Linked DNA regions of Homo sapiens: regions 1 and 3 are each linked to region 2. The links are chromatin loops, found by intact Hi-C in ENCODE. Cell type or tissue: dorsolateral prefrontal cortex. All regions are shown on one strand. Each heading gives the region's core, and the rest is flanking DNA. Links, peaks and the distances in the headings are about the cores only.

Evidence for each region. Peaks named below come from ENCODE experiments on the same cell type or tissue, not always from the same donor. Only the 100,000 strongest peaks of a DNase experiment are listed, where the experiment ranks them.
Region 1: it touches region 2 in a loop (3.0-fold over the local background); 4 of 110 quality-filtered maps call a loop at or near these places.
Region 3: it touches region 2 in a loop (4-fold over the local background); 9 of 110 quality-filtered maps call a loop at or near these places.

The regions. Positions count from the first base shown.
Region 1 is chr11:78,326,731-78,337,362 of GRCh38, forward strand. All of the region lies in intron 1 of GAB2 (GRB2 associated binding protein 2), which reads right to left. Among named protein-coding and RNA genes, the nearest start is that of GAB2, 86 kb to the right of the region's middle. RefSeq lists an enhancer at 5,793-5,842. In dorsolateral prefrontal cortex, for the core only: no CTCF peak of the experiment used is centred there; a DNase peak (open chromatin) is centred at 5,111; H3K4me3 peaks cover 801 bases; H3K27ac peaks cover 7,618 bases.
Region 2 is chr11:78,223,546-78,234,177 of GRCh38, forward strand. It overlaps GAB2 (GRB2 associated binding protein 2), which reads right to left. Exons shown (of 10, transcript NM_080491.3): 4 at 2,920-3,506; 5 at 1,563-1,657; 6 at 1-131. It also overlaps a transcript of USP35 not described here. Among named protein-coding and RNA genes, the nearest start is that of USP35, 40 kb to the left of the region's middle. RefSeq lists enhancers at 1-247, 288-367. In dorsolateral prefrontal cortex, for the core only: CTCF peaks have their summits at 5,018 (motif pointing right) and 5,219; no DNase peak of the experiment used is centred there; H3K27ac peaks cover 6,144 bases.
Region 3 is chr11:78,312,745-78,323,376 of GRCh38, forward strand. The region is part of intron 1 of GAB2 (GRB2 associated binding protein 2); the gene reads right to left. LOC105369402 (a long non-coding RNA gene) reads left to right here. Exons shown (of 3, transcript XR_950343.4): 2 at 2,065-2,161; 3 at 6,080-7,735. Among named protein-coding and RNA genes, the nearest start is that of GAB2, 100 kb to the right of the region's middle. In dorsolateral prefrontal cortex, for the core only: a CTCF peak has its summit at 6,184; DNase peaks (open chromatin) are centred at 6,247 and 7,052; H3K4me3 peaks cover 2,204 bases; H3K27ac peaks cover 8,000 bases.

The DNA of each region.
Region 1 (10,632 bases), core at 1,806-9,805, 100 kb after region 2:
TGAATACATGAAATTCTATTGTGGAGAATTTTTCAGTCATCTCAGAACTAACTCAGTTTGCTACTCTCAAATATATACAAAGCAGACACAGTTCTGACCCGGTAAAATTTCCCCATAAGCTATGCTTTGGGAAAAAAAGTCTTAAAACCTTGTTGAGGATTTACTGGAGGTAAGAAGAAGGCCTAGAAGTAGGAAAGCCAGAAAGTGGTGGTGGAGTGATGGGATGAAGGCTAAGAAGAAATTGGATGGAGATTTATTTGAGCAAAGATCCCATTTATGCTCTTTAACCACAGCAGGTAAGCCACCATTCTTTGTCTATACTCAAGATCATTCCTATTTAGCGCAAATGCATCATGTCTATTATTCAATACAATTCTACAAATACGTACTGAGCATCTGTGGTGGGTATACAGTGGGAACTCAATAAATCGGTATCTGGGTCAATTTTAATCCTCATGTCATATTATCATCACTTCTGTACATGTCTGATTCACTAATAGCCTATAAGAATGATAAACAATCATGTTTTAATTATCTTTGCATTTTAATATGAAATGGGGTCTGCTGGGCATTCAAAGTCTAATCAATGAACAGAACAGGGAACCAAGCACCTCAAGCTGGGAATGGTTGTGGGAGGAGGAAAGTAATCAAGAGATGTTTCATATGAAAATAACAATATCTGCAATGAGCCTTAAAGGATGAACAATATTCCCAGAAACAGATTTTGGGGCCAAGATATGAAGCATGGAACAAAGGAAATAATATTCTGAACATAATGGAGAAGGCATCATTAAAGTGCACAGAGGTAGCAATATTCATGAAGTGTTTGGGAAACAACATACCATTGAATGTTTCTAGAGCCTACAGGGAGCCAGGAAAACATGAGAATGAAAAGGTAGGTTGAGTCCCAACCACAGTGGGACTTAAATGATGTACTAAATGGTTTGAACTTTGCCTTGAAAAACAATGGTGAGCCCCCCAAATTTTGAAAATAATAATACATTTAAAAAAATCAGGATTTAAGGGCAAGACAGCTGGGTTTATATCCTAAATTCTTAATAACTAGCAGTGTCACTTTGGATAAATCATTAAATTTCTTTGAATTTTAGTTTTTCCTCTAGAAGATGGATATAATACCTTACTAGATTGAATTGAAGAAGTGGATGTTAAAGACCTCTATAAACTGGCAAGTACAGCATAAATATTGTCATTATAATAATAAGCTGTGCTTTGGCAAAACATCTTACAAACTTGTTGGGAATTTGTTGTGGGTGACAGGAAGGCCTAGAAGTGGAAAAGTGGGAAAGTCGTGGTGGGCTGATCATTTGCTTGTGCAGATGAGGACAAAGCCCTATTACCCTCACCTGCAGACACAAGGACCTGACCTTGGACCCTTCCCTGAGCAAGATTCCGAGAAACGGATATACACACCAAACACTAGGCACTCTCGGGTCCACATTGTTTGATAAAATAAATCCTGGGTCAATAATCTCAATGGGATGACAAAAACAATTTCCTGTTGCAGGGCATTTACTGGTAGCATTGCATTTGCAGTCTTCCCAATCAGCAGTCCATTAAGCAGCCATCAAAAACACTAAGCCGCGGAAGGCTTTTTAAAAAAGACATTATGTGTAAGACATTAATAATAAGGAAAGCTGGGTGTGGGGTATATGGGAACTCTGTACCATCTTCTCAGTTCTTCTGTAATAAAACTGACAAAAAGTCTATTAAAAATGACATTACAGACTTATAGTAGATTTACTCATAATAGCCAAAAGCTGGAAACGGCACAGGCATCCATCCGAAGGAGAATGCATAAACAAAGTGGTATATTCATGCAATGGAATATTACTTAGCAATAAAAAGGAATGGTCTATAAATACATTCAACAACATGGATGGATCTCAAAAAGTATTATACCAAATGAAAGAAGCCTTACACAAAAGAGTACATACTGTATGATTCTGTTTCTATGAGATTCTAAAACAGGCAAAACTAATCTATGGTAGAAAAAAAATCAGAATGATTGTTTCTTCTGGAGGGTGGGGGTGGGGTGAGAATTGTTTGGAAAGGGGAATGGGGAAACTTTCTGGAACGATGGTAATGTTTTATATAGTCTGATAGGAGCTTTAGTTACATTTTTGTCACATCTCAAAGAACACTTCAGATTGACATTTCACTCCATGTACATTTTACCTCAAAGAAAAATACTCAACAGATGTGGAACTCTAGGGAATGATATGCATGCTAAAGTATTTAGGGAGAAATATGCTAATGTCTGCAATTTACTTTAAATGCTATAAAAAATAAGATGCACAATGGGTGGTCAAAGGAATGGATAGACAAATAGATAAGTGATACAGCAAGCATAGTAAAATATTAATGACAGAATCTAGATGGTTGATAAATAGGTGTTAATTGTAAAATTCTTTCAATCTTGCTTTATGTTTGAAATTTTTCATTTAAAAATGTTAGCAAAAATGAAGAACATTTTTGGGGTTTTGTGTCTGGGTTGCGTGGCTAGGAGAAAGAGAGTAGAGAGTTTATAAGGCCAGTCTTGTAGGCTCTTTATATTAATTAAAAATCCCTTACACTTAACTTTTTACAAGAGTACAGATGGCCCTTTCATATTTATCCTCATTTTATCCCCCAATACGATTTATGTATCTCTCATCTGTGTTCCTTTTAGCATTTATAATATCACTTTGTAACTGTTTTCATCTCTGTATCCCCCTACTAGACCATCATGAACTCCTTGAAGGCAGGGCCTTGTCTTTCTTTTTTGATGTGTTTTTGATGTGTTCATAGTAACTGACACATATAGTAGGCACTCACTCAAGCATTTGTTGAGAATACCCTAGGTACTCAACAAGTACAAGGCGAGCTGGCTGCTAGGGCAACCAGACCATTTTAGAGGCCACAGGGAAATGTGAAGATTTCCCACAGAAAAGCATGATTTTATGGAAGCAGTTTTGTACTTGGAAGGTGTTATAACTAGAAACACAGAGATCTGTTTGGATTTTCTCAGCTAGCATGTATCTCGCCATATTGCTACCTGAAATACTTTCTAGATGAAGTTGGTTGGTATGTACGATAGGTTGGCCCACTCAACATCAATTCCATTCCCCTTCTAGTTAGAAAATCTGGAAAACTAAAAGTCACCTTTACCAAATTTGTTTGCAGGCAGTCTGCCAATTACTTGCATTCATATAAGACTGGTAAGGTGGAAATGAGGCTAAGACCATTTTCCATTTCTCTTTTGGCTATTTCTCGTTTCTACTGGCAAAAAAGGATATAGACGTTTGATTGTTTTATGCGGCTGAGGTATTATCCAGCCTCCTGAGTGCCATGGGGCAGGTTCATTAGTAGCTTCTCAAGTCTGACCTCCCATACCCGAGACCACAGCTATGGGGTGTGGGTGGGGGTTAAATGGATCACCAGTGGTGTCCTAGGAGGTCACCTATGGAGTTCTTAAACTAGAACATGCAGCTCTAGTTCTTCCTATCATTTGGTAAGCATCTAATTCCTTGTATTAAATTCCTTCCTGTTTAAAGTATCTGGAGTGGTTTCCATTTCTCACAGTGATCCCTGGGTATAAAAATAAAGAAGTTTGAGTGACAAACAGCAGGTCTCTGGGGACAGGAAAGAAGGGAAATACAAGGCTTTGCGTTTTGGAGTTTTTCACAAGTATCCATTCAAGAAAATGTTGAACCTTACTTTGGGCCAAGCACTGAGCTAGGGGCTGGAATCAAGAAATAGTGGTTTGCTTTGAGATAGGAGAGTCATGTCAACATGTGAAAGAAGGGCCCGTAGTGATAGATGACAGAGAAGGAAGTGATGGTCAGAATGAGAATCCAGGTGAAGGGGTAGATTTATCTGGAGAAAAGGCTTACTCTTAGACCTCTAAAACCAAATAGTGACTATATACTTAGCATCTTATGCATAGCGTATTCATTTATATTGTCTCATTGTACATTTCCTCTTCCCACCCCCTCCTTTTTTGGTTAACATTTGGGTGCTTCCCATATGTTATTTTCTTAATGGAAATATTTTTCTTCCCATAACGTATTTTCTTAATGGAACTGTGGAACACCCTATGAAGTAGAAAGGTATTAGTTCTAGAATTTGCCTGAGATCTCACAGTTATTAATAGTAGAACCAGGCTAGGTGCAATGGCTCATGGCTGTAACCCCAGCACTTTGGGAGGCTGAGGTGGGCAGATCATTTGAGGTCAGGAGTTCGAGACCAGACTGGCCAACATGGTAAAACCCTGTCTCTTCTAAAAAATACAAAAATTACCAGGGCATGGTGGTGGGCACCTGTAATCCCAGCTACTCGGGAGGCTGAGGCGGGACAATTGCATGAACCCGGGAGGTGGAGGTTGCAGTCAGCCGAAATCGCGCCACTGCACTCCAGCCTGGGTGACAGAGACAGACACCGTCTCAAAAAATAAATAAAAATAAAATAAATAAATAGCAGGACCAGCACTCCAACTCTTTTGATCCAAATTCTCCATTCTTTTTTTTTTTTTTTTGAGATGGAGTCTCGCTCTGTTGCCAGGCTGGAGTGCAGTGGCACAATCTCGGCTCACTGCAATCTCTGCCTCCCAGGTTCAAGCGATTCCCCTGCCTCAGCCTCCCCAGTAGCTGGGACTACAGTTATGCACCACCACACCCAGCTAATTTTTTGTATTTTTAGTAGAGACGGGGTTTTACCATGTTGGCCAGGAGGGTCTCGATCTTCTGACCTCCTGATCTGCCTGCCTTGGCCTCCCAAAGTGCTGGGATTACAGGCGTGAGCCACTGCGCCCAGCCCCGAATCCTCCATTCTTAAGGGATAACAAATCCAGAATTTCAGTTCTCCAAAAGATATAATGTGTTTAAACACATTGTGCAAACATGAGGAGTTGCTATCCTTACCACAGAAAACCTCTTTCTCTAAGCTTGAAGTCCTCAGGATAAGAGGAATAGTGCCCACGCTGCTCTGGGCCTAGAAAGGGATTACAGAGGTCCCAGGCTGGCTCAGATCAGACCAAACTCACAATAGACCAAGGGGATTGGAAAACAGAGACACAGATGGAAAACCAGTGGCTGCCACCACAGCCTGGTCACTAAGGCAGCTCTTTATCTCCTATGCCATTGTTTATAGCCCAGAGGACACCATCCGGACCTCGTAAATGAAAGTGTCCATTGGGAAGGGGAAAAAAAACACACATGCCCCCTCCACACACAAAAGGGCATTTGTGTTGGGCAACCCAAGAGGCAGACACACACCAAGGGCTTGCCCCTCCTCCCTTTGCCTCTAGGAAAAGACAAGAAAGGCAGCTTTCTGGTACTCTACAAAGTGGGGAGCCTGTGGCGGGGAACAGAACAAACCCCCTCCAAAACTGCTGACTTGATTCATCCCCAAACTGACACAAGGCGGGAGGAAGACTTCAGGAAATGGGCAGATTATGTCCAAGAAAAGATTTCCTGCAAGCAGTTAATGGGAAACTTACATGAAAAGCAGGACTAAAAATACACAGGCTATTGGAAACCAGTGGTGAGGCCCCTGGTTTTTAAAGAAGTGACTGAGGAAGCCACCAGGCTTGGGACTTTCCCTGCCCACCAACCTAGGGAGATCAACTTAACACTGGCTTTATTTGCCTGGGGGAGAAGCTTATAGGGTACCTGGTATGATTTAAATTTCCTTTCAATATTGATCAAGTCCTCACTGTGTCTGAGCTTTCTATTCATATAAGCTATGATAGCACAAAAAGAAGGTAAAAGCCCCAGTGTCCTACACACATATCCTGACTCAAATGATGAGAGAAACGGATCAGTAGTACAAATGACATCCTATGTTTAAGTGAATTTTGGTTATCAAAAAATAAACCTCACAACTTAAGTAAGAGTCTAATGGGATGCAGCAAGAGGTAGCAATGGCATGCAGGAAATTTATCTGCACTTGAAGGCATATGTGAGTAATGACAAATCATAGCTCTGGCTTGAACAGTAGGGAAACTAAAAAGTAACATTTAGGAGACCAAAAAGTAACTATTAAGAAGTGTTGTTTATTGACTTTGAGAAAGAACCTTTCTAGGTGCTTAGAGGAAGAAGCAGGCACATGGAGTTCCCTCATGCCCTAGAGTCTGAGCAGAAATTTGAAGATATAGTTTTTGTTTTTTTAAGAACCTTCCCCTTTGCCTTGTCTTATACCTGCAGAGCCTAATTTTGCCAAATATTTATTGAGCCCCAACACTGGTGTATCCCCTATAGCAGATCAAGAATCTCTTATAATTTAATGGGAAAGATGGTCCTTCAAATGACAGAAGGAGGAGGATAATGCTGGGCTTTGTTTCAGAGCCTGCCTGGGACATGTGGTACCATCAGTATACTCTTGATCCAGTGCTTTACAGTCTTCACCCGGAAATACTGGGCTCCAATTACAAAGGAAAATCTTATCACTAACCATCTTCCAATAATACACATACTGATAAGTCCTTCTTCTAGGATTATAATGAATAATTTGAGTCCAAAGATCTTTTGGTGACTTTTTTTATTTTTTATTTTTAGAGAAAAAGTCTCGCTCTGTCACTCAGGCTGGAGGGCAGTGGTGCGATCATGGCTCACTCCAGCCTCGAATCCTGAGCTGAAGCAATCTTCCTGCCTTAGCATCCCGAGAGCTAGGACTACAGGAATGCACCACCATGCCCAGCTAATTTTTAAACAATTTTTATAGAGGTGGGGGGTCTCACTATGTTACCCAGGCTAGTCTCAAACTCCCGGCCTCAAGAGATCTTTCCATCTTGGCCTCCCAAAGCGCTGGGATTACAGGTGTTAGCCACCACCCCCTGCCCAGTGGCATATTTTTATACACAGTGGGAGCCAGATGTGAAGACAGACTGAAAAACAAAATGTAGGTGGTCCTGTGTGATTAGTCTAGGGAGACTGGGCAGGGAGAACAGTAAGTTTTTCACCATGGGTGATCTAAAACTTTTTGTTGTAAAATCCCATAGATACTTACTGCTGCTCTTATCTTCACTGATTTCTTGGCAGCATTTGAGACACCTGAAGGCTCCTCTCCTAAATCCTTTAGATTACCTGACACCACAATTTCCTGCATTTCTATCCTCATTTTCAGTCATCATAAGGATCCTTTTAAGGTCTATGATCCCTGGGATTTCACCCTCAGTTTTCTCTTGTCTTACTCTATATATTGCTTGCTGATTCATATTTCTCTCATTGTACCAAGTACTCCTAGACTGGCATCTCCAGACTATATCTGAGACCCTCTTGAGCTGTCATGAGTAAAGGTGATAAGTTCATCTCCTTTTGGTTCCTTCCTATTTTCTACAACAGAAGGGAGGACTAATAATAATTTTTTTGATGGTTATAATTTTGTAACTTTTTTAATTTAATTTTTGTGGGTACATAGTAGGTATACATGAGATGTTTTGACACAAGCATGCAATGTGTAATAATCACATCATGGAGAATAAGGTACCCATCCCCTTGAGCATTTATCCTTTGTGTTACAAATAATCCAATTATATTCTTTCAGTTATTTCAAAATGTACAAATAAATTATTATTGACTATAGTTACCCTGTTGTGCAATAAAATAGTAGGTATTATTCATTCTTTCTATTTTACTTTTGGTGCCCATTAATCATCCCCACCTCTCTTACCACCCCTCACTCCCCTTCCCAGCCTCTGGTAACCATCCTTCTACTGTCTATCTCCATGAGTGCAATTGTTTTGATTTTTAGATCCCACAAATAAGTGAGAACATGCAATGTCTATCTGTCTGTGCCTGGCTTATTTCACTTAACATAATGATCTCTAGTTCCATCCATGTTGTTGCAAATGAGAGGATCTCATTCTTTTTATGGCTGAATAGTAATTGTGTATAAGTACCACATTTTCTTTACCCATTCAACTGCTGATAGACACTTAGGTTGTTTCCAAGCCTGGGCTATTGTGAACAGTGCTGCAACAAACATGGGAGTGCAGGTATCTCTGTGTAAAATACTGATTCCCTTCTTTGGGGTAAATACTCAGCTGTGGGATTGCTGGATCACATGGTAGCTCTATTTTTTGAGGAGCCTCCAAACTGTTCTCCCTAGTGGTTGTACTAATTCATGTTCCCACCAATAGTGTAAGATGGTTTCCTTTTCTCTACATCCTCGCCAGCATTTGCTATTGCCTGTCTTTTGGATAAAAGCCATTTTAATTGAGGTGACATATCCCATTGTAGTTTTGATTATGTATCTCTGATGATCAATGATGTTGAGTACCTTTTCATATGTCTGTCTGCCATTTGTATGTCTTCCTTCAAAAAATGTCTATTCAAATCTTTGGCCCATTTAAAAATCAGATTAGACTTTTCCCTATAGAGTTGTTTGAACTCCTTATATTTTCTGGTTATTAATCCCTTGTCAGATGGGCAGTCTGCAAATGTTTTCTCCCATTTTGTGGGTTGTCTCTTCATTTTAGGGATTGTCTCCTTTGCTGTTCAGAAGCTTGTTAACTTGATGTGATCCCATTTGTCCATTTTCGCTTTGGTTGTCTGTGCTTGTGGAGTTACCACTTGCCATTTTTTTCTAGACCAATGTCCTGGAGATTTTCCCCAATCAGTTCTTGTAGGAGCTTCATAGTTAGAGGTTTTAGATTTAAGTCTTTAATTCATTTTGATTTGATTTTTGTATATGGTGAAAGATAGGGATCTAGTTTCATTCTTCTGCATACGGATATCCAGTTTTCCCAGCAACACTTACTGAAGAAACTGTCTTTCCTCCAGTGTGTGTTCTTGGCAGCTTTGTTGAAAATGAGTTCACTGTAGGTATGTGAATTTGTTTCTGGGTTCTCTATTCTATTCCATTGGTCTATGTGTCTGTTTTTTTGCCAGTACCATGCTGTTTTGGTTAGTATAGCTCTGTAGTATAATTTGAAGTGGGTAATGTGATTCCTCAAGTTTTGTTCTTTTTGCTTGGGATAGCTTTGGTTATTCTGGGTCTTTTGTGATTCCATATAAATTTTAGAATTGTTCTATTTCTGTGAAGAATGTCATTGGTATTTTGACAGGGAATGCATTGAATCTATAGATTTGGGTAGTATGGACATTTTAACAATATTAATTCTTCCAATCCATGAGCATGGAATATCTTTCCATTTTCTGGTGCCTTCTTTAGTTTTTTTCATCAGTGTCTTATAGTTTTCATTACAGAGATCTTTCACTTTTTTAGTTAAATTAATTCCTAGGCATTTAATTTTATTTGTGGCTACTATAAATGGGATTACTTTTTAAAAAATTATTTTCCAGGTCGGGCATGGTGGCTCACACCTGCAATCCCAGTACTTTGGGAGGCGGAGGGAGGCGGATCACTGGAAGCCAGGAATTCAATACCAGCCTGGCTGACATGGTGAAATCCTATCTCTACTAAAAATACAAAAATTAGCTGGGCATAGTGGTGCACGCCTGTAGTCCCAGCTACTGAGGAGGCTGAGGCAGGAGAATTGTTTGAACCTGGGAGGTGGAGGTTGCAGTGAGCCAAGATCGCACCACTGCACTCACTGCACTCACTCCAGCCCGGGCGACAGAGCGAGACTGTCTCTCAAAAAAAAAAAAAAAAAAAAAAAAAAAAAAAAAAAACACAACAAGAATTATTTCCCAGATTGTTCACTGTTGACATATAGAAATGCTACTGATTTTTGTATGCTGATTTTGTATCCTGCAACTTTACTGAATTTATCAGTTGTAATAGTTGTTGTTTTTTTTTTTTTTTGGTGAAGTCTTTAGGTTTTTCCAAATATGAGATCATATCATGAGCAAACAAGGATAATTTGACTTCCTGGGAGGAGGGATAATTAACGGGCACCTTAAATCTCTAAAACCTTGGTAAAGTGCTTTGTTTTATAAAATAGATAATAGTTAGAATTTTGTGTTTTGTCTATGGATGTCTACACATTATTTTAGACCCTGGAAATACAGGTGCCACAGCTGACATTTTATTTGCTAAATTTCAACAATAACCATCATCAAACAGTGAAAAATGAACAGGAATAAATAGCATGGGAACATTAAGTGGCCAAAGGGTATGAGAAAAATGTTAGGAAATTCTTGTTATCTGTGCAATTAGAAACAAAATAAACCAAAGAATTGAATTAATGACAAGAAGTGATATATATTGAACTAAAATATGTTAGCATCTAGTCATTTCTATTTCTAAAATATCATAGTAAAGGGAAGAAAAGCCATTGTATTCAACTGCTCAGAAATCTGACTGTGAGTACTCCAGCATCTACCTACCTTTGACTATGGACTTCTGAAGACTATAGTACTAGCACTAGCAGGGAACAACATTCAAAGAACCTTGGACTGGGCAACCAGCCTTGCGATTAAATGCTTCTTGCTCAATGTTCATCTAATACCTTTGGGTTCCAAGATCTCAACACATTCTTAGCATTTGGTCTCAGCAAAAGATCAGATAATCATTTGCTTCTCAGCGTAGATTTCAGTTAGTGGGTTTGATTTCCTCATCTAGTACTATTTGCCTCTTAAATCAAATGTCCAAAAAGAAATAAGGACAGGGCAAAAGGCAATATGCAAAAGGCACCAGAAGCTACTATGCGGGGGTTTCCTTTTTGCTGTA
Region 2 (10,632 bases), core at 1,344-9,343:
GGGATGTAGACGCTCTGGGAATTATCACCTGCTCGTTCCATGGCCAACAGGGTGGAAGAACCTGGATTCATGGGCACATAGTTGTCTTCAGAATTGGTGCTGTCCGATCGGCCCACAATCATTTTCCCTGGCTAGGGAGAGGAACAGTGAAAGAAATACAGCTGTTACTAGCAAGAAGAAACAGGAAGGGGGTAAGACTTTGTAAATGAGGCAAGACAAGTCATGACTGGGTTAGCTATACTTTGAAGCTGTAAGGGAGACCTTGGGGAGACCAAATAAGAAAGCAGAGTAGTGGGAGGCTGAGGCAGGTGGATCACTTGAGGTGAGGGGTTCGAGACCAGCTTGGCCAACATGGCAAAACCTCCTCTCTACTAAAAATCCAAAGTATTAGCTGGGCGTGGTGGCATATGCTTGTAGTCCCAGCTACTCAGGAGGCTGAGGCACGAGAATCGCTTGAAGCTGGGAGGCCAAGGTTGTAGTGAGCCAAGATCATGCCACTGCACTCCAGCCTGGGTGACAGAGTGAGACTCTGTTTCAAAAAATAAAAAATAAAAAAAAGGAAGCAGAGTGGGAGACAAGAATATATGAGGTCTGTGGGCCCCTTCAAGCCTTCACGATCCTTTGGCATCCACTAATAATTTTTGATAAATCTAGAGTATAAAATATTCTTGGTGACTGGGTCCACTTGGCTTTCTGGACGCCTGACCAACACTGTGGGTGGCATAGTCCATAGACTGTAGGTTTGGTTCAGGACCTGCCCTCCACCTCAAGTCCAGACTCACCACTGGCAGGTCAGCATCTCAGGCCCTGGATCAGAACAAGGAGCATATTAGGAGTCCTGGCTCTGGAAGGTGAGGTCTGGGGCCAGTTGTGTTTCCCCAGTCCAGGTTTCTAAGTACCTGGGGCTCACTCCAGGCACCTAGGGGACCACCAAGCTGCAGTCAGAGCTTCTACAGAGTTGTGTGATACAGCAATCCCAGCCTTCCTCTAACTCTTGCTCTATCTGCCGTGACATACAACTAAGCTGCTTCTGCCTTGGTTACCTGATTTCACTGTCTTTTCAGTGGGCCTGAAGCCAGGCCCTGGTCTTCTTGCCTGACACCTTGGAGAACTGCGGTTAGCATCTTCCAGAGGGCAGCCTGGGATCCTGCACTCAAGCCATAATTCTGCCACTTAGCCTGACTGTGAGTACCACCCTTGCCTGGAGTCTCACACTGCAGCCTCCCTCCTGCATGTGAGGCCACGTGGGTAAGGTTGCTGTCTTAGAGGTTCCCCCACCGTGCAGCCTGGGTCTATTGCATTCTAGATCCTCTGCTTACCTACAAGGTTGGTGAACCTTGTAATCCAGTCTACCTTAGCACATACATTTCTTCCAGACTAGAATACTTATATCTTACTTGTCCAAAGACTCAACGCAGGGTTCTGAACTGAGACAAGAACTTGGGCAGGGTCCTAAGATGGAGACGCCATCAATCTTTTGGGGTTGTGCTTTTAATTCCATAAGGTGTGACCTTTTACCTAACCAGGCCGGCCTGAGGACCCTTGGGTTAACCCACACTCACCAGGAAAGAGCCAACTCCATCACTCATGGATTCAGCAGACCGGCCTGCACTCTCTCCACCACGCTGTGGGTACTCGTAGGTCTCACAGGAAGAAGCTGACAGAGGAAGGAGGATTCATAAGTACTCATGGTTGATTCATGTGTTGACACTTACCCATACCCTCACCAGTGTGGTTCAAGGTCTTACTGATACTCCAGAAGATACTACTCTCAACCCCAAATGATAAGGAATTTCTTCGAACACATCACTCCTCAGTTCAAAAATTCCTCCTGGGCTTCTAGATGTAGCTCCAGTGTTAGCATCTGCAGAGAAGCTGTCCTTGACTACTCTACCCTCATCTATGCACCTCTCCTTTGACTCCTACACCACTCACCTGTCCTGCTCACCCCAGCCATCACTTCTCTGAACACCACAGTAACAATACTTGTCCTGATTTATATGTGTTGGTTTTATTTTCCCAATGAGATGTAAGCTCTGAAGGGCAGGAACATGTTTTATGTATGTCTTTATCATCTCAGTTCCAAAACGGAGTATGACTGCTCAAATTGTCGATGGATTGAAAGACGGCAAAGAGGTCTAAACTAGGAGCTGGGACTCTAGGGTCTGAGTCTCATCTCTGGCACAATGACTCTGCAACTCTATTTAAGTCTCTTAACTGTCATTGGCCTCATGTGAGATGGAGACAAGGAGGTTTTGTCCCACCAACCTCTCTGCCTGGCTTAAACAACAGGATGGACAAGAAAAGGCTTTGCAAACCATAAAGCAAGATGCAAAATGAAAGGAATTAATATTGTTCTATTTTTTCATCATACAGAGGAGGTTACATGCAGAGTTGGAATACTCTCAGTGGAAAACAAGTAACAATAGAATTTAGGTACTTCAAATAAAAGTTTTGACTTCAACCAAAGAGATTCAAGTATGATTTAGAAAATATTAAGACCTCGTTTTGCTTTAGCAGTCTGTTAGTCCACACAGGTTTCACTCCAGTTTGGACTGATCTTCTGAATTTATTTTTTAAATCTTTGATTTGATTTACAAATGAATAAAATACAATGATTTGGGCTTCTAAACCCATAATATGTTATACTGTGGTTAATCAAGAATGTCCTATTCTCCATTAGTAGAACATTAACTTCTCTGGGGCTAGCTCTGTTAGACAACTACTACTAACAGCCTCCAGTGCTGGAGGACCAACTGGTAAGGGATCTGGGTAGAAGACACCTATGTTTTTGAGTATCAGTGACCTAGGTGGTTCGTAAGTTCCCCTCGGCCATGGATGACCAAGGACCATCAAACTATTGAGAACCCCTGTGTTACCTCCTCCTCCCTCTGAGTCTCAGCTAGGACTTATACTGACCTCGGTGAAGTCGGCTGTTGTCCATTGCAGGGAGGGTGTTGCGTCTGGGGATGGTGGCAGCGACAGATCTGCTATTTTCACTGATTGGCGGTCTCTGCTGAGGACTGCCCCATCGAGGTGTTTCTGCCTGACTTGGCTTGGGGGGGCGGGGTGGGGGAGCTATGGCTGAGTCCCCAGGAGTGGCCACTGTCATGGCATTGTGGTTTTTGTCCAGAGTGAATGTCCTAGGGATCTGGTAGGCTGAGAGTGGGGTGGCCGGAACATCCATATTGTCTACCAGGAGGTCCCCGAACTCCCTGCACAGGGTGTTGCTGGGCGTCTTGAAGGTGTACACATCCTCATTATCTGTCTCGGAGCCTGTGAGGCTGCCCTTGGTGTGGCCATGGGAGGCCAGGCTGCGGGGGAGGTCGTAGGTACTGTCTCTGAATTCTGTATTGTGCCGGCTCGGCTTGGGAAGGCTATAGAAGCCATGGACTTGACCACTGATCCCGTTGACACAGTGTCCATTGCCCTGGGCAAGTTTTTGTACAGCTGTGTCACTCCTCATGAGAAAAGAGGCTCTGGTGCCCTGAGAGAAGCTGGCACTCCTAAAAGAGAAAGAAGGGAAAGGGCAGGAGGGTGAGACAATTACTAGCTGTGTGACCTTGAGGCAAAGCACTTTCTCTTTCTATACTTTGGTTTAGGCATCTGTAAAATGGTGACTAAAAGCATATTTTGAAGGTTGTTCAGACTCTAGTATATGAATGTTTAAACAATGTTAGACTTCATCCGTCCCCCATCTCCAAATGGCAGTTAATAGCAGGGGTTATAACCCCCACTCCCTGAACAAGTATCAATAAGCCAGATGGATTGCCTATTTGTTCACTGTTTTAAGTACCGCAGAATATGCACATTCGAACACAAATGTTGTGAGACAGTGGAAAGAACCTTTAAGTTGATGACAGGAAACAGCAAACAAGTCATTTTACCTCTCTGAGTCTATTCTGCCACTGTGAAACTAGCCCATGGGTATTGATGTTGTAAGTTGAAAAGAATTATTTGGGTCAGGTGCAGTGTGCAGTGGCTCATGACTGTAATCCCTGCACTTTGGGAGGCTGAGGTGGGAGGTTCACTTGAGGCCAGGAGTTCAAGACCAGCCTGGGAACACAATAAGACTCCATTGCCACCAAAAAAAAAAAAAAAAGAACTAGCTGGGCAGGGTGCTGCACACCTGTAGTCCTAGCTTCTGGTGAGGCTAAGGGAGGAGGATCGCTTGAACCCAGAAGTTCGAAGTTAGAGTGAGCTATGATCGCACCACTGCATTCCAGTCTAGTAAACAGAATGAGACCCTGTTTCAAAAAAACACACGCCCCAACACAAACAAACAACAAACTATTCAAACGTAAGCTCTAGATTTATTTTCTACCATGATTTATGGTTGGTTAAGAGGCATTTTGAGGGGAAAGATCTCTTTCCAGAGACCTAGAAATCTATATGAAGAATGGTTTCCTGTTTGGGAACTATATATAGAAAAAGTTTTGATTAGTACATTTTTAAATTTAGGTTTTGGGCAATAAGGCAAGCAGTAAAAAGAGAAGAGAAACAAGAGGGGAGACTTGTGTTAGGTTCCAGTACTGCTACTGATACGTGCTGTGTGTATCACCAAGCCTCCTCTCTCAGGTGGGACCTAGTACGTCACAATGATTTCTAAGGGCCCATCTGGCCCCGATGCTCTACAAGCCCTTCGTTTCACAAGAGTGGTTTTCAAACTAGATTCCAGGTTCTCTGTAAGTGCTTTGGGAAATTGGAGGGTGAGGTTCTGAGCAAGCAGGGATTTAGGTCTGCTTCTTTAGCTTGTGTATGATTCTTCATAGGATTTCACTTGGGGAAAAAAAGAATCAATCCTTTGTAGCAGGGATTCTAAGCCTTTTGGAGGCTATAGGAGTTTTTAAGATTCTGGTCAAAAGCTCTTGGAGTGTCTCATCAGAAAAGGCAAATCTCGTATACATATAAACTTGTTGGGGCTGTAATACATAATAGCCCTCTGAGGCCAATCCCTGGACCTTTTGCCTTATAGAAGCTCTCTCAGCTCCTGAGGAGTTTGTTATTTACAGATGTGGCCACCAGATGGTGTTAGAAAATAGGGGCCAGAGCTTAGAAAGAGGAAACAGGTGTGTAAAGCCAGGCTTCCTCTCATGTAAACTGTACCCACCATGATGGCTAGGAATTCCAGGTCAGTCTCCAAACCTTCACTGATGCTCCTCCTTGGGCCTCTGCACTCCTCCTCCCTTTCTGTTCCATTCCAGACACATAACCAAGCCAACAGCCATGGGCTTGGATGATTGAACATCTAGGCTTTAGATAATGTAGTGCTTAGGGAAGAGGACGGGGGTGGCGGGGGGAGCGAATGGTAGACATAAGGTGTTAATGTTGTATGCATTTTTTTGGTGCCTTTCATTTTGCTTTTTTTGGAATTTCCAACTCTCTGTTGGATGCTCCCATCTGGATTTGTTCATTTTACATTTACTGATGTCCTAATTTCCATCTGGGCCAGGCAAAAGGGATACAGAGATGCCACCTGCCCAGTGAGGGGTGGTCTGGGAATGTCACAGTAGGGCAGGAGATGACATGGATGCAAATCATTACAGTCAAGTAGGGGTGAGTATGTAGCTGCTGACAGTTGGTATCAGCCCTTGCTGGGGGTGGTGGTAGACAATGTCAGGGAAGCCTCCTTCAGAGATGTTTTATCTTGAGTGAGTCTGGAAGGATGAGCCACAACTGGCCAGGCAGAAGGCAGGAGAAGGGAAATGGTGTTCTAGTTGAAGGCTCAAAGATGTAGAACACAACCTGGCAAGTTCTAGAAACTCGAAGCTGCTCAGGCTGCAGCAAGCACATTAGAAGGCAGGGCTGAGAGAAGACACTGGAGGCCAGGCCAGGACTAAAGGGAACGGGGAGCCTCTGAAGGATTTCAAGGTGGGGATGGGGTTGCAAGAGCATCACAGGCACCCTGCAATAACCTTCAACATACTCAAGAATGAACTCATCATCTTCCTCTGGAACTCTTCTCCTCCTGCCTCTCTTATTTTGGGAATGGCAACAGTTACTCAAGCCAGAAACCTGGGAGTCACCCACATTATGATTTCTGCCCAGGGCCTCTCTGATCCTTCCATCCTACTAATATTTACTTTCCTAACTTCCCAGTGTAAACATTTTCAACACCGCCTCAATGCTTCAGGATTAAGCCCAAACTCCTAGGTTTATCCCAACTCATCTCACCAATCTTTTCTCTTTAGTTCCCTTTTCCACTCTAGGATCCAAACCAAACTTTGCAGTGTTCCCTGTGTGCCCCAGTTAGTCAAGCATTGGGCTTTGCTGCATTGTTGGGCTGTGTCTGGAAGGCTTCTTACCTCAATCTGGCAAGTTCCTACTCCATTTATCCTTCAAACTCATCTCAGAAGACACATTTTTTAAGGCCATTCTTACATCCTCTACCTCTAAGCATTGCTTAACTTAATCACTTGCTTAACTTTGTTCTTGGAGCAGGTAGCAAGTGTTACCTATATTAGGCACCATTACTACTTATCTCTGCCAACAGACTGTGATTTCCTTGAGGAAAGAAACTGTGTCTTACTCATTTTTCTCTCCTTAGCACCTAGGTTAATGCTTGTTGCATTATAAATAATGAATAAACGTTTGTTGTAAGTAAGCAAATGAATAAACAAACGTATGTTGCTGCTATCCCTTTTCCTGGGCTTGGCCCAAACCTTCTGATCAGCAGATCAAAGCCCTTCCTCTGTAGAACCCACTAGCTTACGTTCCAACTTCCCTCTACCCCGGCATCCTCCTGTCTCGCTCACAGAACTACTCACTCATCCCTAAACATGTCCTGTGTAGTCTAAACTTCAGCCCTGGTCTTGCATTACTCACCTCCCTGTGGAACGCTTCCTTGATACATCAACACCTTACACAAAGTCCACAAGAAGCCTTTTCACTCTACAAAGGTATTACAGGTCCCTAATTCTCCTTTTTATGGTAATCATTCCTTCCTCTGTGCTACCACAGCACTCTGTGCTTCCATCGCAACACTCACCTTATTCTGCCTTATGTCAGTTATTCAGGTCTGTGTCTTTCCACTTCTACCAGACCATGTGCTCCTAGAAGGCAGAGGGCCATATCCTGTACCCTGGCATAGTGCCAGGCATATGATAGATAATAGTGACACATGTTGAGGGAGACTGATTATCACCTCAGTAACCAAGTAAGAGGAGTTGAACAAGGGACTCTTGCCCAAAGTTACATACTCAGAGGGCAGGGAATTTGTTCTAGCAGCCAGGTCTCTGGGTGCCCCCACTGCGCAAACCATGCTAAAATGTGGTCCCTTTGGGCAATAATCTAGATGGGGAATTCCAAATACTCAGCAGTCTTATGGCCTTTAGTATTTTCATGTAAACCTTAACTGAGGCCTGTGTCACTGTGATGACCTGAGTTGCTTTTGTGGGATGGATAATCCACCTGGAAGTGGTGGATTTGGAGAGAGGCTTCTCTTCCAGGGCTGGGCTTACAGAAGCCTTATAAAATAGGCAAGATACTATGCCATACATATCACATGTGATCTCATTTTAAATCCTCCTAATAGTTCTGAGACACACCTCTTACTTTCACATTATCAGATGAGGAAAACAGTAAATGGCAGAGTTGGAGCAGGAAGATACTCAAACACAAGCACGTATGGGAGCTCCCCAGAATCAAAAAGAAGTTTGAGAGAAGATATTCCCTCAAGCCAGCAGTGCCAAGTGCCTTCCCTTTCCATTCCTGGCCAATGGCTCTTCCAGAGGCTATAGAGGCTATTGCCACCATACAGTCTCTCCCTTGGTGCGCGCGCGCGCGTGTGTGGTGTGTGTGTGTGTGTGTGTGTGTGTGTGTGTGTCGGAGTCTCATTCTGTCTCCCAGGCTGGAGTGCAGTGATGCAATCTTGGCTCACTGCAACCTCCGCCTCCTGGGTTCAAAGCGATTCTCCTGCCTCAGCACCCTGAGTAGCTGTGATTACAGGAGCGTACCACTGCACCTGGCTAATTTTTGTATATTTAGTAGAGACGGGGTTTCATCATATCGGCCATGCTGGTCTCGAACTCCTGACCTCGTGGTCTGCCCGCCTCAGCCTCCCAAAGTGCTGGGATTACAGGCGTGAGCCACTGTGCCCGGCCTTCCCTTGGCTTTTAAAAATGGTTTTCTAGTTTTTCTAGCCACTTCATTTTGTACTTGTTCTTCCACACATTTTCATATAATTTTATATACCATACTATATGATGATTTTGCTTTTTTCTATCCCACTGGACTCCAAGAACCCTAATGATGAAGGACTCACTTTGATTTTCAATGAGTATGTTCCCATTTAAGGGTGACTTAATATAAAATGCTTGTAAGTAGATTAAACACCATTTAGAGTTCTGTAACTGTCACTGGCCATGTTTAAGAGGTCATTTGAACTATCCTCTTGCATTTGACCCATTCCAAATGGATCCTTCCTGTGAAAGAAGAAAACTCTGTGTCACAAATCTTTATGAGATGAGGCAATCTTTGTATCTCAAACCCTTCTGGCTGCAGTTCTGAGCCAATTTTGGCAGGACTCTGGTTACAGAGCAAAGCTGTATATGTGAAACTAAAAGTTGTATATTTTGCCTTTGGTCAGTCAATCAAAGCCTCTGGTGAATGAGTCAGGGAAGACTTAGAAAAGATTAATGATGGGTAAGCTCTCCACTGACATTTCTAATTTTACCATTTACCCACCATCTTTCTATAGACTACTGCTGCAGGGTCAGTGATTCTGGAATCTCACCAATGAAATTTCACTCCTAGTAACCCTCACCAGAATTATGGCTTTTCAGGGCATGTGACTCACATCAATGTATCATCTGTTACAGGTTTAACAGCCTTCTTGAAATAAGAAGACAGACACTGGCTAGAATCTGGAATGAGGCCCCAAAGGCTGGAGGACAAAAATAAGTCCAGTGAAACCAACTTGTCTTCAAAGAGAAAAAGAACTCTATTTGTCTTGACTCTGCCAGTTCAAAACTCTTTCCGTTGGCAATAGATATTATTCTGAATAGTTACTTATTTTAGCTCAGTGGAAGACCTGCATTTTGAGAAATGAAGTTATTTTAGCAAGAATACATATTATCTAGTACTTGAAGGAAGACTAGTGGCTATTATTGCAGTAAAAGTGATGATAAATACATAATTCACAGTTTTATTTCTAAGGTGCTTAATTTACTGTATCTTTACAATCAGGTTCCCACATAAATGAAAAAAGAGATAGATAGAAGGCTGGTATTAGTAGCCTCAGTAATCCAATCAGACACAGTTATGTCTAGTCTATGCGAGGCAGGATGAATGGGCTGATTCACTTTATACCCCCTACTCAAAAATAATCTTACAGGATTACTTTGGAGATCATATGAGGTACCTAATGTAAAAGTGCTTTGTAAACTTTAAAGCATCATTTCTTTCTTCCAGAGCACCTAGTATATAATGTGAATGTTAGAGGAAACACAGGATTAAAGTCTATTCATATACTTACCAATACCTGGCACTGTTAAGTTTTTTTTTTTTTTTTGGTGACAAGGTCTGGCTCTATTGCCCAGGCTGGAATGCAGTGACGTGATCTCAGCTCACTGCAACCTCCGCCTCCTGGGCTCAAGCCATCCTCCCACCTCAGTCTTCTGAGTAGCTGGGGCTACAGGCATGTGCCACCATGCCTGGCTAATTGTTTTTGGTAGAGATGGGGTGTCGCCATGTTGCCCGGGCTGGTCTCAAACTTGTGAGCTGAAGCAATCCGCCTGTCTTGGTCTCCCAAAGTGCTGGGATTATAGGCATGAGCCACTGCGTCTGGCCTGTTAGCCATTTTTATTTTAGCCCTTCCAGCAGAGGTAAAGCAGAATCTCACTGAGATTTTAATTTGCATTTCCCAGATCACTGATCATCTATTCATGTGGTTACTGGACATTCCTATATCTTTTTTTGTTGAAGAATCTATTCACATTTTTTGCCCATTAAAAAAATATTGGATTGCTCTCTTCTTACTGAGTTGTAGAAGTTCTTTATATGGACCACAAACAAATCCTTTGTTAGATATGCGCGTTGAATATTTTCTCGCATTTTGTGATTTGTCTTTTTTTTTGAGATGGAGTCTTGCTCACTCTGTCGCCCAAGCTAGAGTGCAGTGGTGCCATCTTGGCTCACTGCAACCTCCACCTCCTGGGTTCAAGCGATTCTCCAGCCTCAGCCTCGCCAGTAGCTGGCACTATAGATGAGCACATCCACGCCTGTCTAATTTTTGTATTTTTAGCAGAGGTTTAGCATGGGGCTTCACCATATTGGCCAGGCTGGTCTCGAACTCCTGGCCTCAAGTTATCTGCCTGCTGCCTCCCAAAGTGCTGAGATTACAGGCGTGGGCCACCACGCCCAGCCCATTTTCTTTTCTTAAAGAGGCCTCTTGAAGAACTAGTTTTAATTTTGATAAAGACTACTTCACCAAAAACTACAGTTTTTTCTCTTTTATGATTCTTGCTTTTTCTGTCCTATATAAAAATCTTTGCTTACCTCAAGATCATGGAGATGTTTTCTTCTAGAAGTTTCTTTTCTTTTCTTTTTATTTAAATACAGGGTCTTATTCTGTCGCCCAGGCTGGAGTGCAATGGAATGATCTTGGCTCACTGCAGTCTTGACCTCCCCCAG
Region 3 (10,632 bases), core at 1,549-9,548, 89 kb after region 2:
AGATGAAGAAACTGGGAGGGTGAAGTGGTTAAGTAACTTAATTGTAGATATAAAGTTATAAATCGACAAAGCAAGGACTTATGACTCTGTCCTCTGGGCTCTTTTTGCTCACCAAGACCTGCCCCACGTGTCTCAGAAAAGTACTGAAACTTCTCAGATCTAGTGTCCTCAACTCCCATCAAGGGTGGCAGAAACGGGAACTAAAAAATATGTGTTTGTGTGTGTGTGTAATATAAAACATGATATACTGTTTCATGTTAATTCTTAGAGAATCTCTGGGTGGTGATCTATCAGTCCTTGGTCTGCTATTTATTGTGTGATCACCACATCTCAGGCAAGTTCCTTGGGCTAAGATTCATGAAGAAGGTGTCACTTGCTCTGTTCATAAGGTTGTCACGAGAATCTGATGTGTATAAGCCTTAGTGTATTCTTTGGGATCACTCTAAAGCTTTTTTTTTCCCAGCACTTTTTTTTTCAGTTCTTCACATGGTTTGGATCAATGCAGCTGCCAGATAAACAGCGTTACCTACCACAATAAAGCAAAGACTGAATCCGAATCCTAGACTGTTGAGAATATTAATGGCCACTCCTGTTTTACATGTCAAGCACCTCATATGATGCCTGACTCAGGGTTCAATGAATGGTTCCTTTACTTCCCCTCCTGGCTTTGTGCTTTTAAGGGTGAACTGCAAGGTGCTTGATGCTCCCAAATCCTGAGGCTAAGGAATAATCCAGCTAGGAACAGGACATAGAACTCTGGTATTGCCCCACCTCAGGATCACCAGGGATCATGTGCAAGACCCACAGCCTCCCTATGATTCAGTTTCTCCACCCCTCCAATAGGCTGATTCATTTGTTCAGGGTACACCATGGAGTCCAGCCAAATGCAAATAAACTGTCTATGGGGCATGTGCCAAGCTTTTCTGGGAGCAGGCTCATTACTGCCATAGTCACTACAACAAATAACAACAAAAGCCTCTAGGTGCAAATTACCACATATAATAAACTTAATTTAAGAAACACTGAAGAGACCCTTACTTGCATTTTAATTTACATAGCACCATTTATCACACAAGTGCCCTGGGGCCTCTACAAATTGAAAATAAGGTATCAGTACAGATTAGCTTCTACTATGCCTCAGTGATCCTACCAACTTAAATCCACCTACCAAAAAAATGTGAAGAGAGCACATGAAAGACTACAGAAAGAGTAATGGAAAAGAAGACACAGTCTGAAAAACATGGCAGAATTCTAAGTTCTAGTTCTAGCTGGGTTATTCAGCTAGTTAGCCTCTGGATGTGGGAGTGTCAAGTCCTGTGCAATTCACCCATAAAAGCACAAGGCCAGGAGGGGAAGTAAAGGAACCATTCACTGAGCCCTGAGTCAGGCAGGCATCACATGAGGTGCTTGACATAGGGCTCGCATGTAAAACAGGAGTGGCCATTAATATTTCCAAAAGTCCAGGGAGAAACCGTTGTGATGGTACTTGCAAGCCTCTTTTCCAAAGTAATACACTGAAAGTGTTATAACAGTGACAAAAAACACCATATAGACAGACAGACAATAGCAGCTTGCACTGCGTCCCATATGACATGCCAAAATTCTTCACTCACATGGTGTAATTTTTAATACAACCACTTAGGAAGTAGACGCTATTATCCTCATTTTGTAGATGAACAAACTGAGTAGCTTTAAGTGGTTAAGCATCTTGCCTGAAGTCAGTCCCCTAGGTTTAAGTCCCACCTTGATCTTCTGCTAGTTATGTGATTTCAGCCAAACTCCAACTTTGCTGTGCTTTAGTATCTTAATATAATGGAGATAAAACAAGTCTTCCCTGTCATTCACTGAAGGTTACAAGTATAACATGTTATACAGAATATTAAAGTGTCAAGTGTATATAGAAGTACCTTGCTTTCTCCCAGCTAGATTACAATCACTGGTGGACAGAGACCAGGTCACATGCTTACTTTAAATCCCGGAAGGTAAGACTATATTGCATATGTGGAATGGTTATGCAAAGGAACAAAAACTGTCGGTTTAGTCATCTTTTTGACACATTTACAGAACAGCCACCTCTGTGCCACAATGCTACTGGGACGCAGAGGTGAAGAGGTGCCACCACCGTCAAGAGGCCTTGGAGAAAGACCATGGCACATTAAAGGTAAAGTGAATAAAATGAACGTGGTCTGTAAAGGCAGGGCTTGCTATGGGAGCAGTGAGAACTAACATGACTCCATTACAGCTTCACAGTGGCAGCGAGGGAGACAGCAGATAAAGCTCAGAAAACAGGCTGGACACAGACTGTAGAAAAGCTTTCAAAGAGTTTCAGAAGAGACAGCAAACTGAAGGAGCTAATTGAGAGAGTAAGAGAAGGAAGGAGAGTAAAAGGGCAGGGGGGAGGAGGTCTCTGAGTGAATTATAAACACACTTCAAAGTTCTGCTCACGGCTGGCTGTCTATCCCAATCTTATTTTATTTTGTTTTGCTTTTCCTCTCAGTCTATTCCCCTCTTCTTCTCGCATTATTTCAAAATGGCTTTCCCCCCTTTTTAATGTCTTTGAACTGCCAAGGATAGCAAGAAGCCTGCTTTTAGGGGATCCTCAGGAATATTTCACCTTCTGTTTTCTCATCTATAAGGTAATTATAACACATCCTAGGACTATCACACAAATACAAAAGAAATAACAGAACTTTTCAGCAAATGGTGCTGGGAAAACTGGATATCCACATGTAAAAAAACAGCTGGACCCTTATACCATATACAAAAATTAACTCAAAATGGACCAAAGACCTAAATATAAGAATGAAAATGATAAACCTCTCAGAAGAAAACATAGAAAAAATGTTTCATGACAATGGATTTGACAATGTTTTCTTGGATGTGACACCAAAGGTATAGGTAGCAAAACAAAAAATAGATAAATTGGACATCAAAATTAAAACTTTAGTGAATCAAAGGACACAATCAACCAAGTGAAAAGACAATCCACTGAATGGAAGAAAATATTTGCAAATCATATATCTGGTAAAGGATTTGTGATGGTTAATATTAGGTGTCAACTTGATTGGATTGAAGGATGCCTAGATGGCTGGCGAAGTACTGTTTCTGGGTTTATCTGTGAAGGTGCTGCCAGAGGAGGTTGACATTTGAGTCAGTGTACTGAGAAAGGAAGAGTCACCCTTAATATGGTTGGGCACCATCCTACTGCCTGTCAGCATGGCCAGAAGAAAGCAAGCGGAAGAAGGTGGAATAAGCTTGCTTGCTGAGGCTTCTGGCTTCCTTCTCCCCACTCCCCCTCCCCCTGCCATATTGGATGCTTCCTCCCGCTCCTCCTGCCCTTGGACATCAGACTTCAGGTTCTTTGGCCTGACACTGGGACTTGCACGGGGGGCCAGGGGGTGGGTGTCCTGCCTTTGGGACTGACTTAAAGGCTGCACTGTTGTTTTCCCTGGTTTTGAGGCTTTCAGACCCAAACTGAGCCACTACCGGCTTCTCTCTTCCCCAGCTTCCAGATGGCCTATTGTGGGACTTTGCATTATAACTGTGTGAGCCAATTCTTTACTTTCATAATATACATATTATGAAATATGTATAAACTCCCTTTCATATATACATATTATTAGTTCTGTCCCTCTGGAGAACACTGACTAGTACAGGATTATAAGGGGTTAATAACTAGAATATATAAAGAACTACAATAACAACAAAAACAAACAACTTAACTAAAAATTGACAAAGGACTTGAATAGACATCTCTCCAAAGAAGGGATACAAAATGACCAAGAAGCACATGAAAAGATGCTCATGTCACTAATCATTGGGGAAATGCAAATCAAAACAATGAAATACTACCTTGCACCTATTAATATGGCTACTTTAAAAAATAGAAATAAGTGTTGGTGAGAATATGGAGAAACTGGAACCCTTGTGCAATGTTGGTGGGGATATAAAATAGTGCAGCTGCTATAGAAGAGAGTAAGGCAATTCCTCAAAAAATTGAAAATAGAATTACCATATGATCCAGTAATTCTACTTTTGGATACAGACCCCAAAAAACTGAAAGCAGGAACACAAACGGAATATTTTTACACCTATGTTCATTGCAGCATTAGTCAGAAGAGCCAAAAGGTGGAAGCTACCCACATGTCACTGGTGGATGAATGGAGATATAAAACACAGTACATGCATACAATGGAATACTATTCAGCCTTAAAAAGGAAGGAAATTCTGACACATGCTACAGCAGGGATGAACCTTAAGGGCATTAAGCTAAGTGAAATAAGCAGTTAGAAAATACCATGTGATTCCACTTATATGACAAAGTTACATGGCAAGCCTAGAGTAGCCAGATTCAGAGAGACAAAAAATACAACAGTGGTTATTAGGCCACCGGAGGAATAGGGCATCAATGTCTAATGGGTATAGTTTCAGTTTGGGAAGCTGAAAGGAGTTTTGGAGATGGATGGTGGTAATGGCTGCACAGCAATATGAATGCATTTAATGTCACTGAACTATACACTTAAAAGTGATTACGATGGGCCGGGCACAGTGGCTCACGCCTGTAATCCCAGCACTTTGGGAGCCAAGGTGGACAGATCGTAAGTTAAGAGATTGAGACCATTCTGGCCAACATGGTGATACCCCATCTCTACTAAAAATACAAAAATTAGCTGGGTGTGGTGGCGGGCAGCTGTAGTCCCAGCCACTCGGGAGGCTGAATCGGGATAATCGCTTGAACCTGGGAGGCGGAGGTTGCAGTGAGCTGAGATGGCGCCACTGCACTCCAGCCTGGCAACAGTGCGAGACTCCGTCTCAAAAAAAAAAAAAAAAAAAAAAAGATGATTATGATGGTAAACTTTATGTTATGTGTATTTTATCACAATCAAAAGAAGAAATAATTTTTTTAAAAAGTAACATATATTAAGCATTCAGCAAAGAACTTGGCAACGAATCTTTGCTCCTTCCTTTCCTCCTGATGCAATCTTTTGTTTCAAGGTTCTTTTTAAGTTACCTAAGGAGATCAGCCCTAAACAGCCCTGCCATTATATCTGGCTGATCATCCCAGGGTGAATTCTTTTCTTTTCTGGGCTTTGGTTTTGTCAACCATTAAAAAACAAGAAAAAGAAGAAGAAGATTAAACTACATTACATTTCCTTTTAACTCTAAAACTAAGAACACATTGAAGGTAAAAGAACTTACAAACAACCTGGCAGGAAGGAAGAAAAAGATATTCTGGAGCATTTATTATGTGTCAAATATTGTACTAAGGGCTGGGGATCCACAAATATGAATATACAAAAGGAAGATAATTCCTGATTTAGGGGAAAATAATAATAGAAATCACAATCTTGTATATAGTTGCTACTAGAGGGTTACAGGAACAGAACTGATTACCTACCAGGGAAAATCCATCAGAGAGTTGATAATTGAGGGAGACTTCTTTTTGAGGAGGGAGATGAGGGATCAGGAGTGAATCTGGTGGAACAGAGGCAGAAGGGCTATCAGGAGGAGGGACCAGCACAAGCACCTTACAGAGTGCATGCACTAGTCAGGGTCCTGGAACAGTCCAGAGAAGCGGTGGGAGCCAGTCAGGAAAGACATTTTGGGATCTGATTGTTAAATGCCAAAAAAAAAAAAAAAAAGCTGTGAAAAGGAGCTTGACTTTCATCCTGAAGGCAGTGGCGGACCACTGACAGTTTTAACTGGAGAGGGATAGGATCCAGTGTGCATAGTAGAAATATCACTTTGGCAACAGCATAGATGAGGATAGATTAAGGGAAACAGGAAGCCCAGACAAAACAGGATAAGGGCCTGAACAACGGCAGTGGCAGTAGGGAAGGAGAGGAAAGAAAGATCCCTTTGCCTCAAGCAGCTCCCACAGATAAAGGCAGGAATGGTACGCAAACTCCAGAAGGTTGGCTCTTGCACACCAGGGACCTTGAACCACATTCTTATTTCTAAACGGTTTCTGACGAATTCTGAATGTCCCCAGGTCCAGGGCAATCACTTAAAGGGAGGAAACTGGCATAAAAGTTAATCTGTTTCAGCTGCTATGTTATCCACCACCCCTTCTCACCAGAAATAATCGGAGGCAGCACTGGAAAAAGGAGCATCTGGATGCAGTAAAGACCCATCCCTTCCCGCACTGGAGCTGTTGGCTCATCCCTGGAAATCACAACAATCAAGAATGGAGAATCGTTCTTTTCATCCCTTCTCACAGCATTATCCCAGCAACCTCATCCCCTAACAATGGTGTGGTCTGTGTTATGTTTTCCCTCCATCACTGCCCCTCCCTGCTGCTGCACAACAGAGGTGCTGTGCCCCAGAGGCCGCTGAGGTTGCAGGCCTCTCAGCCTCTGAAACAAGGCTGTGAGCGTTTGGATGCACCCTCAGAAGGAGCTGCATAAATAATCAGATGAAAAACACCAAACCTTAACTAAAAATGAATTTTTTTTCCTCCATTTTTTCCTCCATTAAACCAGCTAAAAGATTTTCATGACAATTCCCTGTAGTGTGATAAAACAGACACCCTTGCATGTTGCTCTGAACTATTTGTTAGTATTATGTGTTTGGAAAATAATCTGGCAGTATTTCAAATGCCTTAAAAATGTTCATCCCTTTGTGCCCAATAATTCTCATTTCTGGCATCTGACTTTAAGGTAATAATTCAAAGGAAAGAAAAAGATGTATGTATGAAGATATATATTGCAGTACTAGTTGGGGAAAAAAGTGGTAGAGTTTCTGTTCTTTACAGTTTTCTCCCATGTTTTCCTCTCTAACTTACCCTTAGGCTTGGTAACATTCATCTCTATGGCTCTTGATAGAACCAGACATAATGACAGAAACTGGAATTTCTCACCCATGTTCACAACCTAAACAAGATCTGCTATAAAAATAATTTACTATATGACTAATCATACTTAGCAGAGAGCCACATTTGAGGCCTTTTCATTTTTATGAGATATAAAATTATTAAAGTGCACTTAAAATAAAAAATTAACTTACACATTTATTATTCTACTGTAAACCAGGCACTGTGCCACGGGCTGAGGATACAGCAGTAAACAAAACAGACATGGTCCATGATCTCAGAGCTGAGTATCTGGCAGAGATATAAAGAAACAGACTTTTTTTTTTTTTTGAGACCGAGTCTTGCTCTGTCACCCAGGGTGGAGTGCTGGAGTGCACCGGTGTGATCTCGGCTCACTGCAACCTCTGCCTCCTGGGTTCAAGCAATTCTCCTGCCTCAGCCTCCTGAGTAGCTGGGATTACAGGTACACACCACCACACTGGCTAACTTTTGCATTTTTGTGGAGATGGGGTTTCGCCATGTTGGCCAGGCTGGTCTGGAACTCCTGGCCTCGATCTGCCCCTGCTTGGCCTCTCAAAGTGCGGGGATTACAGGCATGAGCCACTGCGCCCAGGTGAGAAGAAACAGATAATTTTGAAAAACAATTTTATTTTCTTTTTTTCTAGAGACAGGGGTCTCACTATGTTTCCCAGGCAGGATTTGAGCTCTTTGGCTCAAGCAATCTTCTTGCCTCAGCCTCCCAGTAGGTGGGACTACAGGGATGTACCATCATGCCCAGCTAAGAAACAGGTAATTATGATAAAGCATGATCAATATTATGATCAAGGAAAATATGGTGCACCATGAGAATTAATAGCAAGGAAGAGGGTCTTATCCTTGTTCAATGTGGGAAGAAGATAAGGAATTTGGACATCATCCTAAGGACAACAGAAAAGAGGAGTGCTATGGCTGGATTTATGTTCTAGAAAGATCACTCTGGCTGCTGTGTGAAAAGCTTGAGAAGAGCAAGCCTAGCATCAGGTATACTAACTGGGAGATTTTTTTCTTTTTTGAGACAAGGTCTCACTCTGTTGCCCAGGCTGAAGTGCAGTGGTGCTATGACAGCTCACTGCAGCCTCCCAAGTAGCTATGATTACAGGTGTGCATGACCACACCTGGATAATTTTTGCCTTTTTTTTTTTTTTTTTTTTTGGTAGAGATGGAGTTTTGTCATGTTGCCCAGGCTGATCTATCTCAAACTCCTGGGCTCAAGTGATCCACCTGCCATGGCCTCCCAAAGTGCTGGGGTTACAGGCATGAGCCACTGTGCCCAGTCTCAACTGGGAGATATTATAGTCCCAGTAAGAAATTATGGCTTAAACTGTGGTGGGCAATGGAGAGAGAGAGAAGGTAATGCAAAAGAGATATTTAACTGATCAATTTCTTAGTCACTGCTGGAATGTGGGGGTTGAAACAGAGTGAAGAATGACTTACAGGTTTCTAGCTTGAGCCAACTATGACATCTACTGAGGCAGGTTTCCCGAGCTGTAGGCCAAGGATTTGGTCTGAAAAGTTCATGCATGGGTTGGAGATGTACATTTGGATGTCATCAGCATATAGGAAAGGTAACTGAAGCCATGGGGGTGGATATGAGTACCCCTGTACCAAGGACTTATTAACCTTAGCACAGTACTAAGAGCTGTGAGAGAGGAAAGAAGGGGAACAGATGTTTCCGACATCACTCCTTCCAGGATGCTCTCCCACAATCTTCTATCCATCCCTGGCTGATGGAAATGACCCGTATGTATGGTCTGCTCTACCTCCTGCTTACCTCTATTACCGATGGAACTTATCACTTTATGTTATACTTTTTGGCTGAATTACCTCTTTACTATAGATTTTAAGTTCCTTGCAAGCAGGAAAAATTGCTCATGTCTTTTTACTCCTAGCCCACAGCAGCGTGGAGTGCAGTATGTGTTCAGTAAGCGGAGAAATGGTTCCTGTAATTAAGAGATGCAGCACAGTTCACACTGCATTTCCTCTAGTATCTCTCATTTTATAAACATTGTACTAGAGGAGGGAGAAGATTATATGTAAGATTTAACAAAAGTTCAGTTTTGGGAAACTTTTGAAAAGTACTCTACTTGCATTTAAAAATTGACATGTTCTTCAGAGATGGAGGCACCACATTAGTCAACTTTCAAACTATACTAAAAGGCTATTGTAACCAACACAGCATGGTATTGTTACAAAAACAGACATGTAGACCAATGGAACAGAATAGAGAACCCAGAAATAGGGCCACACACCTACAACAAACTGATATTTGACAAAGTTAAAAAAAAAAAAACAATGGGGATAAGACTCTTCAATAAATAGTGCTGGGAAAACTGGCTAAACATATGCAGAAGAATCAAACTGGACTCCTACCTATCATGATACATAATTATTAACTCAAGATAGATTAAAGACTTAAATGCAAGATCTCAGCTGGGCACAGTGGCCCACATCTGTAATCCCAGCACTCTGGGAGGCCGAGGTGGGCGGGTCACCTGAGGTCAAGAGTTTGAGACCAGCCTGGCCAACATGGCGAAACCCTGTCTCTAATAAAAATATAAAAATTAGCCGGGCGTGGTGGTACGTGCCTGTAATCCCAGCTACTCAGGAGGCCGAGGCAGGAGAATCACTTGAACCCAGGAGGCGGAGGTTGCAGTGAGCCGAGCTACTGCACTGAAGCCTGGCTGACAGAGGGAGACTCTGTCTCAAAAAAAAAAAAAAAAAAAAAAAAAAAAAAGTAAGATCTCAAACTATAAAAATCCTAGAATAAAATCTAGAAAATACCCTTCTAGACATCAGCCTTGGCAAGGAATTTATGACTAAGTCCTCTAAAGCAATTACAACAAAAACAAAAATTGACAAGTGGGACCTAATTAAACTGAAGAGCTTGTACACAGCAAAAGAAACTATCGAGAGAGTAAAGAGACAACCTACAGAATGAGAGAAAATATTTGTAAACTATGCATCTGACAAAGGACTAATACTGAGAATCTTTATCTAAGAACTTAAATAATTCAATAAAAAACACAAATAATACCATTATAAAGTGGGCAAAGGACATGAACAGACACTTCTCAAAAGATGACACACAATGGGCCAACAAACATTTTTAAATGTACAAACATCACTAATCATCAGAGAAATGCAACTCAAAACCACAATGAGAGACCATCTCACACCACTCAGAATGGCTATTACTGAAAAGTAAAAAAAAAAAAAAAACAACAACAGATGCTGGAGAGGCTGTGGAGCAAAGGAAATCCTTATACACTGTTGGTGGGAATGTAAATTACTTCGGCCACTGTAGAAAGCAGTTTGGAGATTTTGCAAAGACTAAAAATAGAACTACCATTCAACTCAGCAATCCCATTACTGAGTATATGTACAAAGGAAAATAAATTATTCTACCAGAAAGACATATGCACTCATATGTTTATTGCAGCACTATTTACAACAGCAAAGACAGGGAATCAACCTAGGTGCCCATCAATGGTGGATTGGATTTAAAATGTATAGTACATATACACCATGGAATACTACACAGCTGTAAAAAGTATGGAATCACATACTTTGCAGCAGCATGTATGCAGCTGGAGGTCATTATTCTAAGTGAATTAATGTAGAAACAGAAAACCAGTCTTGATGAGGTGGCTCAGGTCTGTAATCCCTGCACTTTGGGAGACTGAGACGGGACGATCACCTGAGGTCAGGAGTTCGAGACCAGCCTGGCCAACATGGTGAAATCCCATCTCTACTAAAATACAAAAAGTTACCTGGGCATGGTG